2 separate regions of the Homo sapiens genome follow, and region 2 is linked to region 1. Evidence: chromatin contacts called from ENCODE POLR2A ChIA-PET data. All regions are on one chromosome and are shown on one strand. Each heading gives the region's core, a stretch centred on a gene start or an enhancer-like site at or near the end of the contact. The rest is flanking DNA. Distances are from core to core; before and after follow the strand shown.

Region 1 (7,544 bases), core at 1,711-4,210:
TACAATACCAGAACAACCAGTATTGAGGGCAACCTTAGAAGAAAGCATGCATGGGTCTTGAGGTAGAACAATAGGCTGAGGATGTATAATAACAGAATTTTAACCAGCTTCAGTGCATCCTCATCTCAGATGCATGAGTCCTGGCTTTCACCTACAATACGTAATAGCCACCTTCCTACTGTGTGAGAGCTGCTTCTCCACCACTACTGCCATCCTCTTCCATATCTTCCCCAATATTAGAATGACAAAACTATCACTTGAGGACGTGGGAGCAGCATGGAAAGAAACACAGATCTACAAAGACCCCTTGTTGGAATGTCCAGTATTTGTGAAGGTGTCATGATGGAGAAGAAGTTGATACAGACTGGCAGAGAGCAGTGGGGAGAACATTTCAAGATAAGGAGTGGAGTGCAATGAGTGGAATAGTGGTCATGCCATTCTGGAGGCACATCCAAGTTGCCCTGCTAAATACTGTGTTCACTACCCAATGTCAGCCTCGGTAATCTTTTCATAGCTTTCTTCACAGGACTGTGCTATGGAGGCAGGAGGGCTGTCCTTAATAACTTGTTATTTATTTCAAGAAAATCCTGGCCTTTTGACATGAAGCAGGACTGGGTGGGATCCATGTGACAACATGTTGGCAAAGAAGATATATAAATCATGAAACTAAGAAAAAATGAGCCACAGGAAAATCTGAGCACTAGTGCTTGGTGAAGGGTGGGAGACTGCGGCAGAAAGTTGCTGATGGAAAGGGAGCTTGGCCTGGTATTTGCAGTATAAAAGTTAAAGATAGACTGAGAAAAGACCTTGAAACTCATAGAACTAAGATGATTAGTTCATTGATTAAGAAATTAAAATTTGGCCGGGCGTGGTGGCTCATGCTTACAATCCCAGTACTTTGGGAGGCTGAGGCTGGAGGATCACGAGGTCAGGAGATCGAGACCATCCTGGCTAACACGGTGAAACCCCGTCTCTACTAAAAATACAAAAAATTAGCCGGGCGTGGTAGCGGGCGCCTGTAGTCCCAGGTACCCGGGAGGCTGAGGCAGGAGAGTGGCGAGAACCTGGGAGGCGGAGCTTGCAGTGAGCCGAGATTGTGCCACTGCACTCCAGCCTGGGCGACAGAGCGAGACTCCATCTCAAAGGAAAAAAAAAAAAGAATTTAAAATTCAAGACTTTGAGAGAGGAAGTAGAGCTAGAATGCAGACTACTCAAGTTTTGGACGTGAAAAGAAAGAAGGAAATAGCAAAAGGGAAAACTAGCCAAGGATAAAGAACTTTAAAAATTTGTTGTGGAGTGTTTCTTGGTTTCTTCTGAGGAGTGTGGGTGCATGGCTAAGAAGGTTAGGACAGTGGAGGCCTGGGCCTGTTTCTAAGCAGAAGGAAGCCTTCCAAAGGACAGAGGCAGCTGAAGAGACCAGCTGGAGAGCAGAAGGATTGTACAGCTTGCTTATGTACATAATAGATTTGTGATTGTTTATTTGCATCTATTGGTTTTATTACTGTATTAGGGGATATAATTGATACTTTAAAATATATGTGTATTTTATATAATGTATTATATGCAATATATTATATATATATGAAATATTGAGACCAGCCTGGCCAACATGGCAAAACCCCATCTCTACTAAAAATACAAAAAATTAGCTGGGCGTGGTGGTGGGCGCCTGTAATCCCAGCTACTTGGGAGGCTGAGGCAGGAGAATCACTTGAACCTGGGAGAAGGAGGTTGCAGTGAGCTGAGATCAGGCCACTGCACTCCAGTCTGGGCGACAAGAGCGAGACACTGTCTCAAAAAAAAAACAAAGTGTACAGAGTTAAGTGTACAACTGGATAAGTTTTTCAGTTTTGTTTTTGTTTTTGAGACGAGACTCGCTCTGTTGCCTCCAGGCTGGAATGCAGTGGTGTGACCTCAGCTCACTACAACCTCCACCTCCTGAGTCCAAGTGATTCTCATGCCTCAGCCTCCCAAGTAGCTGGGACTACAGGAGTGTGCCACCACACCCAGCTAATTTTTGTATTTTTAGTAGAAATGGGGTTTTACCATGTTGGCCAGGCTGGTCTTGAACTCCTGGCCTCAAGTGATCCGTCTGCTTTGGCTTCCCAAAGTGCTAGGATTACAGGAGTGAGCCACCACACCCAGCCTCAATTGGATAAGTTTTAACACACATATACACCTATGAGACTATCATCATAATCATGATACTGAACTTATTCACATCCTCATGCCCTTTGGAAATCCCTTTCTTCTGCCTGGCCCCATACCACTCATCTGCTTTTTGTCACAATGAGTTAGTTTGCATTTTCTAGAAGTTTATATAATTAGAAGCATACAGCAGGTATTTTGTTTGTTTGGTGTCTTTCACACAGCACAATTATTTCAAAATTCATCTGTGCTTTTTTATGTATTCATTCCTTTTTTTATTGCAAAGTAGTTGAATTCTTTTCCTGTGGCCACTCTAACAAATTACCACAAACTAGGTGGCTTAGACAGCAGAAATTATTCTTGCACATGTCTAGAGGCTAGAAGTCCAGAATCCAGAGGTCAGCAAAGCTGGTTCTTTCTGGAAGCTCTAAGGGAGAATCTGTTCCCAGCCTCTCTCTTGGTTTCTGGTGGCTGCCAGCAATCTTTGGTGTTTCTTGGCTTGTAGCTGCATCGTTAGATTCTGCGTCATAGAAATGGACAGTGGAAAAGGAAATACAGAGAGACTCATGGATTAAGGTGAAGAGGATGAGGGAATAAGAAAGACAAAATGGAATAAATTGGAAGGGGTTAAAAGGAAGTGAGGAGAACTTTGCACCTCTGCCTTTCAGTCAGCATTTTTTAGTTGTTCTTTTGGCAATTTACTCCAACTTGGATTTAAAATTTATGAGAAAAAAAGTCTCTGTTCCAGCAAAGGGATTGCCCAACCTACTGTGTCAGTCTAACGCTGACTCCATGACTGAGCACCAGATGGCGCACTGCCCAGAGCCAAGGGACCTCCCTGGTGGCTGTAAAGAGTTCAGTGCACAGACTCAGCCACTCTTAGGTGACTTTCCACAATTGCAAATGAAACTGAGCTCAGCCTACTCAACCTTCCCTTCCTCTTTTAGATCACTGAGAAAGTCTACTGTCCCAACCATATGCCCTTTTTCGGAGCAAAATTTCTCAAAACGGCTGCCGGTAGCTGCTGTCTCCTCTACCTCACGTCCCATTTTCTCCTCAACCCACTCCAGTCAGGCTTGTGTCCCCATCTTCTCTCCTCGGGTCAGCAGTAGCCTCCGTGGTACCAAATTCAATGTCCACTCTTCCATCCTCTTGCCGGACTGTTGGCCTCATGATGCCACACTTTCTTGGACTTCCTTCTACTTCACTGACCCCTCCTCTTCAGACGCCTTCGCTGGCTCCACCCAGCCTTCTCTTCTCCAACTGCTATCTCCCCCGAGGCGATGTCCTCAGCCCTTCTCTATCATCAGAGGTGTAACTTCCAATACTAGGTCATAAAAGACATTGTAGTTTCCCTCTTGCTTACATACTCCAGGGGAAGTTAGCTGCCATGTCCTGAGGACACTCAAGCAGTCCTACACAGAAGCAGGCATGCCAAAGAAGTGAGATGTATTGCCAACTTTCAGAGAGGAACTGAGGCCTCTGCCAACAGCCATGTGAGTGAGCCATCATGGAAACAGATCCCAGTCAAGCCCTCAGCTGACACAGCCTGTTAGTGACTTGATTGCAGCGTCCTGAGAAATGCTGATTCAGAACCACCCGGCTAAGCTGCTCCCAGATTCCTGACCTTCAGAAATTGTGTGAGATAATAAATATTTATTGCTTTAAGTCCCTAAACTTCGGGGTGAGTTGGTATATAACAATTGATAACTAATACACCCATGCTGGCCTCATCTTTCAATACTTCCTCGCCTTGCTCCCACAACACTAGTGTACCTAAAACACACCCAACTTGTTCCTGACCAACACCCTGTCTCATTGTTCCCTCTGACTAAGACCCTCGCTCACTGGATCTTCTGGTTCCTGTCATTCAGGACTTAGTCTTTCCTGGCATTCTCTGTGCCTAAAACAATTCAGGGAACAAAGTAGGTGCTCTATAAACTTTTATTGAATAGAACTATGAATAAAATACTTTAAACAGTATTTATTGGAACCATAATCCTTGAGAAGATTTTGTCAATTTCTGAGGTTAAAGTCTAATTTTTCTGCTAGGTATACTTAGCTGCCCTGTTGACTTAGAATGTTGCAACTGTATTCAAAGTTTCAAAGGACAAATATATTGAAACAGCTGCTGTGTGCAGAGGGAAGGTGAGTAAAGATTGGAGAAAGGTAGGAGGCAAGGCAGAGCAAAGTCAACACAGATTAAATTTGTGCTGACTCACAGCTGCCTCATCTAAGCAGCTCTAATTGGCAGAATGTTGCTAAAACATATTTGTTCTTCAAGAATATCCCAGAAAACTGGCAAGTCAGTATACCTAATGGCTCAAATATTGACCCAATTCCCCCAGTGCAGAGAAATTAATATCCACTTCAGTTATACACACACACACACACATATATATATAAACTCACTATTAAAATGGCGGATGGTGTAAGTATTAAATACCAAATGTTAATTACTTCTTAACAAAAATCTTCATACTTTTATGTCACAGACTACCCAGGAGTGATAGTCAGAATGTTTAACATCTGGTATGGTAAATATAATATATAAATCTGTATATATACCCAAAATTAAAAATAAATTTCCCTTTATTTTCTAGCTATGCTAAACTATATATAGCATAAAATGGATAACACTTTATAGCAAATCAGTAATAAATTATTGTCATAATGTCCAGTCATTTATAAACTGACCGTGTCTTCAGGGCTACTTAGGTTGACAGTGGATCTCTCTCTATGAAAGCCATCAGCTCCTGTTGGTGCAGACTTTTCCTGCAGCTGTGACTCTCAGTGTTTTCCTAGATCCCTGAACTGCTTTCTGCTCTTGTCTCAATGAAGGCCAGGGAAAGGAGAGCCCCAGAGTGCTTCATCATCCGTTGTAGTAGTTTAACCCTTCCCCAGTTTGTAAATAGGTGATATGGTTTGGCTGTGTCCCCACCGAATTCTCAGCTTGACTTGTAGTTCTCATAATCCGCATGTGTCATGGGAGGGACCATGTGGAGATAATTGGATCATGGGGGCAGTTTCCCCCATTCTGTTATGATAGTGAGTTAGTTCTCACAAGACCTGATGGTTTTATAAGGGGCTTCCCCATTCTCTGGGCATTCATTCTCTCCCTTGCTGCCCGTAAAGAGGTGCCTTCTACCGTGATTGTAAGTTTCCTGAGGCCTGTCCAGCCATGTGAAACTGTGAGTCAATTAAACCTCTTTCCTTTATAAATTACCTAGTCTTGGGTATTTCTTCGTAGCAGCATGAGGTCAGACTAATACAATAGGTATTTCATTAAACTTTCTTCAGCCACTCTTTTTGTTTGTTTGGTTGGTTTTTTTTGAGATGGAGTCTCGCTCTGTCACCCACGCTGGAGTGCAGTGGCACAATCTTGGTTCATTGCAACCTCCACCTCCTGGCTCAAGCGATTCTCTTGCCTCCGCCTCCAGAATAGCTGAGACTAGAGGTGTGCGGCACCATGCCGGGTAATTTTTGTATTTTTAGTAGAGACAGGGTTTTGCCTCGTTGGTCAGGCTGATCTCAAACTCCTAACCTCAACTTATTCACTCGCCTCAGCCTCCCAAAGTGCTGGGATTACAGGCATGAGCGACTGCACCTGGCCTCTTCAGCCACTCTTTTTGAGTGGTCATTTTGCCACCTGCAGGAACTTCTTTAATACAAATTTACATATTGACTCGTAATTCTTTATATGCAAATCTTTTTCCTTGGGGTTAATTATGCACCCCTCAAAGGCTAGGATTATTATACCTTATTCATCTTGTATTCCCAGCAGCAACCATTGTGAGGTAAATCTTACAAGGTTCACTTCAGGATGATAATAATAATAATAAATTATAAAATATCTCTTGTAAACTGGGGAAGGCTGGGTATGATCAGGTTGAAAACTCTATTGCAGAGTGAGAGTATAAGAGTCTACCGTTGGGATATTTATCTGCTGAAGAGGGAGCAGGTAAATGTGCAAAGGGAACTGGGAAACTCTTAGGAAGATATCTTGGAATATCTTGGTTGGTCTGAATTGACCTAACCCTCAGTAGACGTAGAAGACATGAGCCATGAGTCCCATGTCTCTGTCTGTCCTAACACACCTAATTGTGGCAAAGCTCACATTATGAAAATGTGCAATCGGGACCAGTGCCCTGGGTCTAACCCCCTAGATCTTAGATTTTCTGGGGAAGCATAAGTTATGGGCTTAGTACATGGCTGAAGCTAGAAATTGCTCCATCCTCATCTCTCCTGGACAGTGGCATGCCAGAGAAAAATGACTCTATATATCCACCTACATTTTGAGATCCCAGGCCTGAGGGATAGCAGGGAGGGAGACTTCCTCTTTCTTCTTGTGAAGGGACAGAGAATGAAGATTCTGGGACTCATGTGGACAAATTGTGGCCAGTGTTTCAACCAAACCGCCTCAGATCATGAAGTCTATGGGACAACAGGAACTCCATGTGGCAGATAGCAGCAGAGACTGATAGAATTTTCTACTGGTGTCAGGGCTACTTGACTCCTTGAATGGAATAAGCCCCTAGGTTGTTGGATTTAATGTGGGTATTAATTAATTAGGAGGCCAGTAGGCTGAGATGTCCCCAGTGCCTTGAGTCTTATGTAAGCAAGCTAAAGCTCAACTCAGCATGAAGGTCATATCCTAGGAAAACAAGAAACTTAAACTTAACCTATCAGAAACTGCCAACTAACTTCTAACTAGTGACTTTTCACCTTAACCAAGCAAATATTTTCTTTGTTTTGCTTCCATAAACACGTTATCAAAGTTCTCCCCTCACACCCCCTCCATGAAGTCCAAATTGCTTGTGGTTTGGCACTGCCCGATTCATGAATGTCTGTCTGCTCAAAATAAACTCTTTAAAATTTTAATGTGCCTACGTTTATCTTTTAACATAGGAAAGAGACTCCCAGAGGGAAAGAATGTTCTTGCTATTCTGAGATGGATGCTTAAGTGACTGAAAATGAATATTTAAAAGCTGTGATTTTATTTTATTGATGCCAGTTTGGCAAAGCAAGTTGTATACTTCCACAGCTCCCTCTTTTCTCAGGACAAAATTCAAACTTCTTGTCATGGCCTTCAAAGTCCTTAGGCCTGCGGGCCTTGTTCCCGGATCCTACCTCATCATCACTCCTGCTACCTCGTGCTTTAATGCTTCACTCAGACTGTCTTCTCTTTCTTTGAATACACCTTGCTCAGTCTCTCTCTTTTACACCATTAACCGTGCTGAGCCTCCATCAGGATTCCACCCCTGCTGCCCAACTATAGCTCTACCTCATAACTGCAACTCGTCTTGCCTGCAAATCTCAAGTCAGATATGACTGCCCTCCCTGAGAATCCACCTCTGACCCATGGAGTCCAGCTGAGGTGGCCTGACCAGGTGCAC
Region 2 (7,544 bases), core at 3,441-5,940, 64 kb after region 1:
ATTTCAGATCATGTCTTTGGGAACACATATGAACATATGCTGTTAGAAAGAGCCAGGCTAAATCTTGAATGCTTTGCAGCTTAGAAACTTCTTCTACCACATACCCTAAATCATCTCTCAAGTTAAAAGTCTCACAGATCTCTAGAGCAGAGGCACAATGCCACGAGTCTCTTCGCTAAGGCATAGCAAGAGTGACTTTCACTCCCATTCCCAAAAGGTTTCTCATCTCCATCTGAGACCTCAGCCTGGACTTCATGGTCCATATCACTGTCAACATTTTGGACAGAACCATTCAACTAGTTTCCAGGAAGTTCCAAACTTACCCTCATTTTTCTGCCTTCTTCTGAGCCCTCCAAACTGTTCCAGCCTCTGCTCCTTACCCAATTTTAAAGCAGCTTCCACATTTTCAGGTATCTTCATAGGAATGTCCCACTTTTCTGGTACCAATTTCTTGTATTAGTCCATTCTCACACTTCTATAAAGACGTATCTGAAACTGGGTAATTGATAAAGAAAAGAGGTTTAATCAGCTCACAGTTCTGCAGGCTGTACAGGCGTCTGCTTCTGTGGAGGCCTAAGGAAACTTACAATCATGGTGGAAAGTGAAGGGGAAGCAAGCACATATTCACATGGCTGTCAGGAGAGAGAGAATGAATGGGAAGGTGCTACACACTTTCAAACAACCAGATCTCATGAGAACTCTATAAGAAGAAAGCACTAGGGGGATGATGTGAAACCATTCGAAAACACCCCATGGTCCAATCACCTCCCACCAGGCCCCACCTCCAACACTGGGGATGATGTGAAACCATTAGAAAACACCACATCGTCCAATCACCTCCCACCAAGCCCCACCTCCAACACTGGGGATGACAATACAACATGAGATTTGGGTGGGGACACAGAGCCAAACTATATCAGGTGTCATATTTTTTTCCTGTGAATTATTTTATAGCCTGGACAGGTCTCACATCTGGATCCAAAAGGAGGACATCACTGAAGCTCCTAATCTTTCCTTTATATTTTTCCCCACTATTAAACATTTATTCCAGGACATTGTTGACTTATATTCTAATGGCACCATACATATTAGCTGGGTTCCTTTAGGTGCATTTTAAAAACTAGCTATAAGGCTGGGTATGGTCACTCACACCTGTAAACCCAGCACTTTGGGAGACAGCAGCGGGAGGATCACTTGAGCCAGGAGCTTGAGTGCAGCATGAGCAACATAGCAGACCATGTCTCTACAAAAATAAACAAATTACATCAGGTGCAATAGCGTGCACCTGTGGTCCCAGCTACTCAGTAGACTGAGCTGGGAGGATTGATTGAGCCCAGGAGGTGGTGATTGCAGTGAGCCATGATTGTGCCACTGCTCTCCAGCCTGGGCCATGGAGAAAGACCCTGTCTCTGAAACAAAGCAAAACAAAGCCAGTTATATGCTGCAGTAATTATTTAGTTATTCTATCAGCTTCTGAATTTTAATACTTGAGAAGTCATGTAGTCTGCAGATTCCAAACCACAAAATATTTTGCTCCCATACCCCAGAGGACATTCAGAGTATCTGGAGACATTCTTGGTTGTCACATCAAGGCAGAAGGTGGTGGGTAGTGCTTCAACATAGGTAGGTGGAGGCCGGTGATGCCTTGGAACATCCTATCATGAACAGGACAGCCCCTGAACCCAAAGAATTACCCATCCCAAGGGGTGCCAAGGGTAAGATGAGAGACTTTTCCTTAGCCATTTTCAAGGTTTGCTGTGAGTTGGTTGAACCCTAGATAGAGAATGTAACTTGTCATCTAGCTAATTAGTGGGAAAGACTGAATCAGATTCTAGTTTTCCTGACATTCAGAAACTAATTTATTCCTATTATAAATCAACCTTAATTTTGAATTTTCACAGCTATAAAGTATTACAGTTACTTATATACACATTGTGTCCCTACTAAATTGTGAGGTTCCGAAAGAGCAGAGAGGTCTCACAGTATGTTTAACACAGTGTATTGCACATGGTAGTATTACAATATCACTGATACTTGGATAGATCACACAGCAATGCTAGACATTTTAGCAGTCACAGAGAGTTCTATAATTTCATCTTTTGAACTTCCTTGATGAGAAAATCAAATGATATAGAAAAAATTAAATAGAAAAATTAAATAATAGATTCCAGATAATGGATCAACCAATCCTGATTATCAGACTCAATTTTCTACAATTTCACAGAATAAATAAAGATATGGGTGTGGCTCACTGAGTAGACCCAGAAGGACTAAGAAAAGAGGAATTTGGAAAGAGCAAGGTTATCAGGCAAGTGTTTAATTGGGCAAAGGACAAGGATTAACAGATATTTGTTGAATCAGGAATCTGAAAATTCACAAGAAGGGCATTATTGTTTTTAATTTTGTTAATCATTAATCTAGGTCATCTTGCTTTATAGAACTAAAAGTTCTAAAGACTTAAATTCACCTGTAAGTTCTAGAAAACTGCTCTCAAAACATTCTGCCTCCCTTTGGAGCATTACAATCTTAAAGAAATATTGAAAAGCCAATGGCATCAACACTTGACAACAAATCACAAAGCACTTCCTGAAAGAAGCATTAATGTGTGATATCTACCATCAAGTTGCAAATTAGACTTGTGCTTGGCAGGTGTTGGTGGCTCTTTTCTCAGCAGGAGATGGAGGTTTGGAGAAGCAACTGCAGACATGGAACTGTCTAGTTGTATGTCCCTTTTACCAGTCATTGGGAATTCCCAAGTCTGTGATCTTGCCAAATGTAAGTTCACAATAATTGTGTGTTGATTACTTGTCTAGAAAATGTAACTTTAGCATAAACACCTACTTTTGCTCTGGCAATGATCATATTCTCAGATGACCTAAAATGACATTGACAGGTGACAGTGTGCTGGCAGCCCTCGCAGCCCTCGCTCGCTCTCGGCGCCTCCTCAGCCTTGGCGCCCACTCTGGCCACGCTTCAGGAGCCCCTTCAGCCCGCCGCTGCACTGTGGGAGTCCCTTTCTGGGCTGGCCAAGGCTGGAACCAGCTCCCTTAGATTGTGGGGAGGTGTGGAGGGAGAGGCATGGGTGAGAACCTGGGCTACGCCAGGCACTTGCAGGCCAGTGCGAGTTCCAGGTGGGTGTGGACTCGCCAGGCCCCACACTCAGAGTGGCTGGCCGGCCCCGCCGGCCCCAGGCAGTGAGGGGCTTAGCATCTGGTCCAACAGCTGCTGTGCTCAACTTCTCGCTGGGCCTTAGCTGCCTCCCCGCCAGGCAGGGCTCAGGACCTGCAGCCCGCCATGCCTGAGCCTCTCCCCCTACCCCGCCCCCTGACTGTGGGCTTTTGCATGGCCTGAGCCTCCCCAACGAGCGCTGCCCCCTGCTCCAGGGTGCCCAGTCCTATCAGCGGCCCAAGGACTGAGGAATGTGGGCACATGGCACGGGACTAGCAGGCAGCTCCACCTGCAGCCCCGGTGTGGGATCCACTGGGTGAAGCCAGCTGGGCTCCTGAGTCTGGTGGGGACTTGGAGATCTTTATGTCTAGCTAAGGGATCGTAAATACACAAATCAGCACTCTGTATCCAGCTCAAGGTTTGTAAATGCACCAATCAGCACCCTGTGTCTAGCTCAGGGTTTGTAAATGCACAAATGGGCACTCTGTATCTGGTTACTCTGGTGGGGAGGTGGAGAACCTTTATGTCTAGCTAAGGGATCGTAAATACACCAATCAGCACTCTCTATCTAGCTCAAGGTTTGTAAACACACCAATCAGCACCCTGTGTCTAGCTCAGGGTTTGTAAATACACCAATCAACACTCTGTATCTAGCTAATCTAGTGGGGACCTGGAGAACTTTTGTGTCTAGCTCAGGGATTGTAAATGCACCAATCAGCTCTCTGTAAAACAGACCAATTGGCTCTCTGTAAAATGGACCAATCAGCAGGATGTGGGTGGGGCCAGATAAGAGAATAAAAGCAGGCTGCCCCAGCCAGCAGTGGCAACCAGCTCAGTTCCCTTCGACACTGTGGAAGCTTTGTTCTTTCACTCTTTGCAATAAATCTTGCTGCTGCTCACCGTTTGGGTCCACACTGCTTTTATGAGCTGTAACACGCACTGCAAAGGTCTGCAGCTTCACTCCTGAAGCCTGAGAGACCACGAACCCACTGGGAGGAACTAACAACTCCAGAGGTGCCACATTAAGAGCTGTAACACTCACGCGAAAGTCTGCAGCTTCACTCCTGAGCCAGTGAGACCACGAACCCACCAGAAGGAAGAAACTCTGAACACATCTGAACATCAGAAGGAACAAACTCTGGACACGCCGCCTTTAAGAACTGTGACACCGCAAGGGTCTGCGGCTTCATTCTTGAAGTCAGTGAGACCAAGAACCCACCAATTCCGGACAAAACATCGTGACTATTTTTTCCCCTCATGGTATTAATTTTTCTACTATAATTAAATTCTCATAGTCTAGTTTTCTAAATTCTTCATTTTTGCGTTTCTTTAATGATTGTGAGAGTTGTCAGAGTCAAAAGGAGTCACAATGTTAGGAAAACTCTGACAACAGAGCTGAAAAAGGCCATAAAGAGAATGTTCTTACTGTTTATCTGATAACAAAACAAACTAGGAAAAACACAACCTTGAACAAAGGCCATCGCAATCTTAATAAAAGAATCTGTTAGGACACTTGCTCAGCAACTGCCTGTTGAAACTTGGCCTGGCATTACCCTTGTTATTGACATTTGTAGTGACTGATAAGTATTTCAAAACGTTTATTTAATCCTCATTTTATTCCTATAAAAATCTTTGTCTTCCTTAACTTCCCTGAATACATACATAGTTTACTGTGATAAACATATACCCATTACAACACTTAATTCTCAAATAAATATCTTTTATTTGAAAGGGTCTCTTTATTATTTAAGTTGAAACAATGTATCCAAAAGCAGGTGAATGCAGAACTTTTAAACTGTCATCCAAGCACACAGAAAAGGCACTAATATAAGTATAAAACAGATTTTTCTTGTGCCAAGGACACATTTTAAAGTATTTTTCTAGTGACCTAGATGGGAGGTCATGAGGTAATGTAGGGAGACTTCTAAGATCAGTATTTACTTTGTTAAAGGCTGTCACCCTTGTGGCTCAACAACTTAATTTGAGGTCCTAATGTGGTGTATAAACTACATGTTCGCTTCAATAGCTCCCTCCCACTGAAAGGAATAGAGTCAAGTTAAAAACAGCCACTCCCACACATTTCAGGGCTGCAGAACTGCCTACCAGATTCTAAGAAAAATCGCAAGTCATCCTCTTATCACAAGGTAACTAGTTAATATGTTCCTTTTCAAGGTTGGCAATAAAAGTCTAACCAAAAATTTCAGCAGATTTTGCTCTCTTTACAGTAAGTCAGTAGAAACTGGCTTTTTGAAGACGCTCATTTTTAATGACTTGGATGTAAGGACTAAGGCAGATGAGAAATCTCTGCTGGGAGCATAGCTGGCAGGGGATGTCTGTGAAGGGCAGGCTGATGGCACTCTGGAAGTCTTCTCTTACTGGGTTGCCACACAAAATACAGGGCACCCAGGTAAATATGAATTCCAGGCAAAGGATCAGTCATTTGTTAGTATAAGTATGTCCCAAACACTGTAGGAAACATGTTTATACTAAAAAAGTATTGCTTGTTTGTCTAAAAATTCACATTTATTTGGGTGTCCTGTATCTTATCCGCCAAATCTGGCCACCCTATTTTTACAGTGTTACCTCTCTGCATTGCACAAATCACCCTTCCTGGCCTCTGGGCCTTTGCACATGGCATTTGTCCTGACTGGAATACTCCACTTTCACCTCCTACTGTATTTTCTCTATTGTGTCTTTCCCTACATTAATTTACATGATGTATTCAATATCTGATTTCTCCCTAGACCTTGAGCTCCTGAGAACAGAGCCTTCTTATGTCAGTCCAGTCCTTATTGTCTGGGACAAAACCTGGACATTGTAGGAGCTCCTAAAATAAGATAGTTTTAAAATTTACATGGAAAAATTCTGGCAAATACAAAAGTAGAGGGAATAATATAACAAGCTTGAAGGTACCCATGACCTGCATTCATCAATTGCCAGCAACATTTCTTCATCTATACCTGGCAGTGGATTAAGTTATGTTGGCTCCCAAGAAAGACAGGTCCATGTCCAAATCCTTGAGTCCTGTAAATGTGACCTTATTTGGAAAAAGGCTCTTTGCAGATGAGGTTAAGGAACTTGAGATGAGATCATCCTGGTATATCCAGATAGGCCCTACATCCAATGACAAATGTCCCTGCAATGTAGCGAATAGAAGACACAGACACACAGAGGGTGAGGTGCTGGAAGCCCCAGGCAGAAAGTAGAGTGATGTGGCCATGATCCATGAAAGTCCAGAAATGCCAAGAGCCCCCAGAAGCTGTAGGAGGCAGGGAAGGATTGTTCTCTAGTACTTCCAGGGGAATGTGGCCCTACTCACATCCTGACTTCAGGCTTCTGGCCTTCAGAATTGTAAGCAAATGCCTTTCTGATGTTTCAAGCCACCCAGTTTGTAGGAATCTGTGACAGGAGCCACAAGAAAATGATACAAACTCCCACATACTCCCACCACTACCAGGGGATTCTTTTCAAGCAAATCCCAGACAGCATATCATTTCATCTGTAAATACTAGTATTCATCTCTAGAAAGGAAGAACTTCTTTTCTAAACATAATCACACTATGATTGTGTTTAATATGATAATCTCTTATCATATTAAAATTCTATAATTCTTTAATTTCATCAAAGCTCCAGCGTTCTAGTTCATGTAAGTGTCCCATAAAAATTTCTTAGCAGTTTGTTTATTTTGGTCAGCATGCAAGCAAGGTCCTTACAAAGCATTTGAGGGATATGAGTCAATTTTTTTTTTTTTTTTTTAGAAATTAATGAATGAATAGAGACAGGTAGAGAGTGTGGGGGTTTGTGAGTTCTCAAAGCCCAATCTCATATACCCAGGTTCTGGAGTTGCATAGAGCTGTGCATGGGTCTGTGCAGATGTCATTGTCCATTAGTGATGAAGCACTGGGGACCCAGCAGGCCAAGCCTCACACCACAGGCTCACAGTACAGGGGAGCAGACACAGTGGCCCTCAGGTGTTATTAGAGGCTCACTGGGACTCTGTGGAGGGCAGAGGACAGCCCAGTGCTCCTGGGAAGCAATGAGGTAGTGTTAAGTGTGTCCACTGGGAAGGAGCTTGCCAGGCAGGGCTAGCAAACGCACCCAGGCAGGAAGGCAAGAGGCCCCACCATGCTCGGAGAGTTGACTGGGCTGAAGATCACGGAGTGAAGACAGGTGTGAGGATGCATTGTATATGCAGTCAGGACTCACTGAAGAATTCTGTGAGTATTTTTCCAATTTGTATTTTGGAAAAACTACTCTGGTTGTAAGTGGAGAAGAGACTAGAGCAAAGTGAAGCTGCAGGTAGGAAGCCTGTGTGTTTGTCTGCTCCCTCAACCACCTCTGCCAACTGTGGGGAAGCTCCCTCTAAGAGGAGGAGA

What was found. ChIA-PET counts read pairs that join two places held with the same protein, here RNA polymerase II (POLR2A).
Region 2: POLR2A ChIA-PET joins it to region 1 with 14 read pairs in HepG2. The contact joins two enhancer-like sites. POLR2A ChIA-PET finds 5 or more read pairs at or near these places in 3 of 52 experiments (GM12878, HepG2 and activated T-cell).

The regions. Positions count from the first base shown.
Region 1 is chr6:52,721,656-52,729,199 of GRCh38, forward strand. No RefSeq gene overlaps it. Among named protein-coding and RNA genes, the nearest start is that of GSTA2, 38 kb to the right of the region's middle. RefSeq lists silencers at 788-902, 2,951-3,000. Within about 2 kb of position 2,961, at least 17 of the 41 ENCODE cell types and tissues checked have a DNase peak (open chromatin) inside an H3K27ac peak, as active enhancers do.
Region 2 is chr6:52,783,446-52,790,989 of GRCh38, forward strand. No RefSeq gene overlaps it. Among named protein-coding and RNA genes, the nearest start is that of GSTA1, 17 kb to the right of the region's middle. Within about 2 kb of position 4,691, at least 4 of the 41 ENCODE cell types and tissues checked have a DNase peak (open chromatin) inside an H3K27ac peak, as active enhancers do.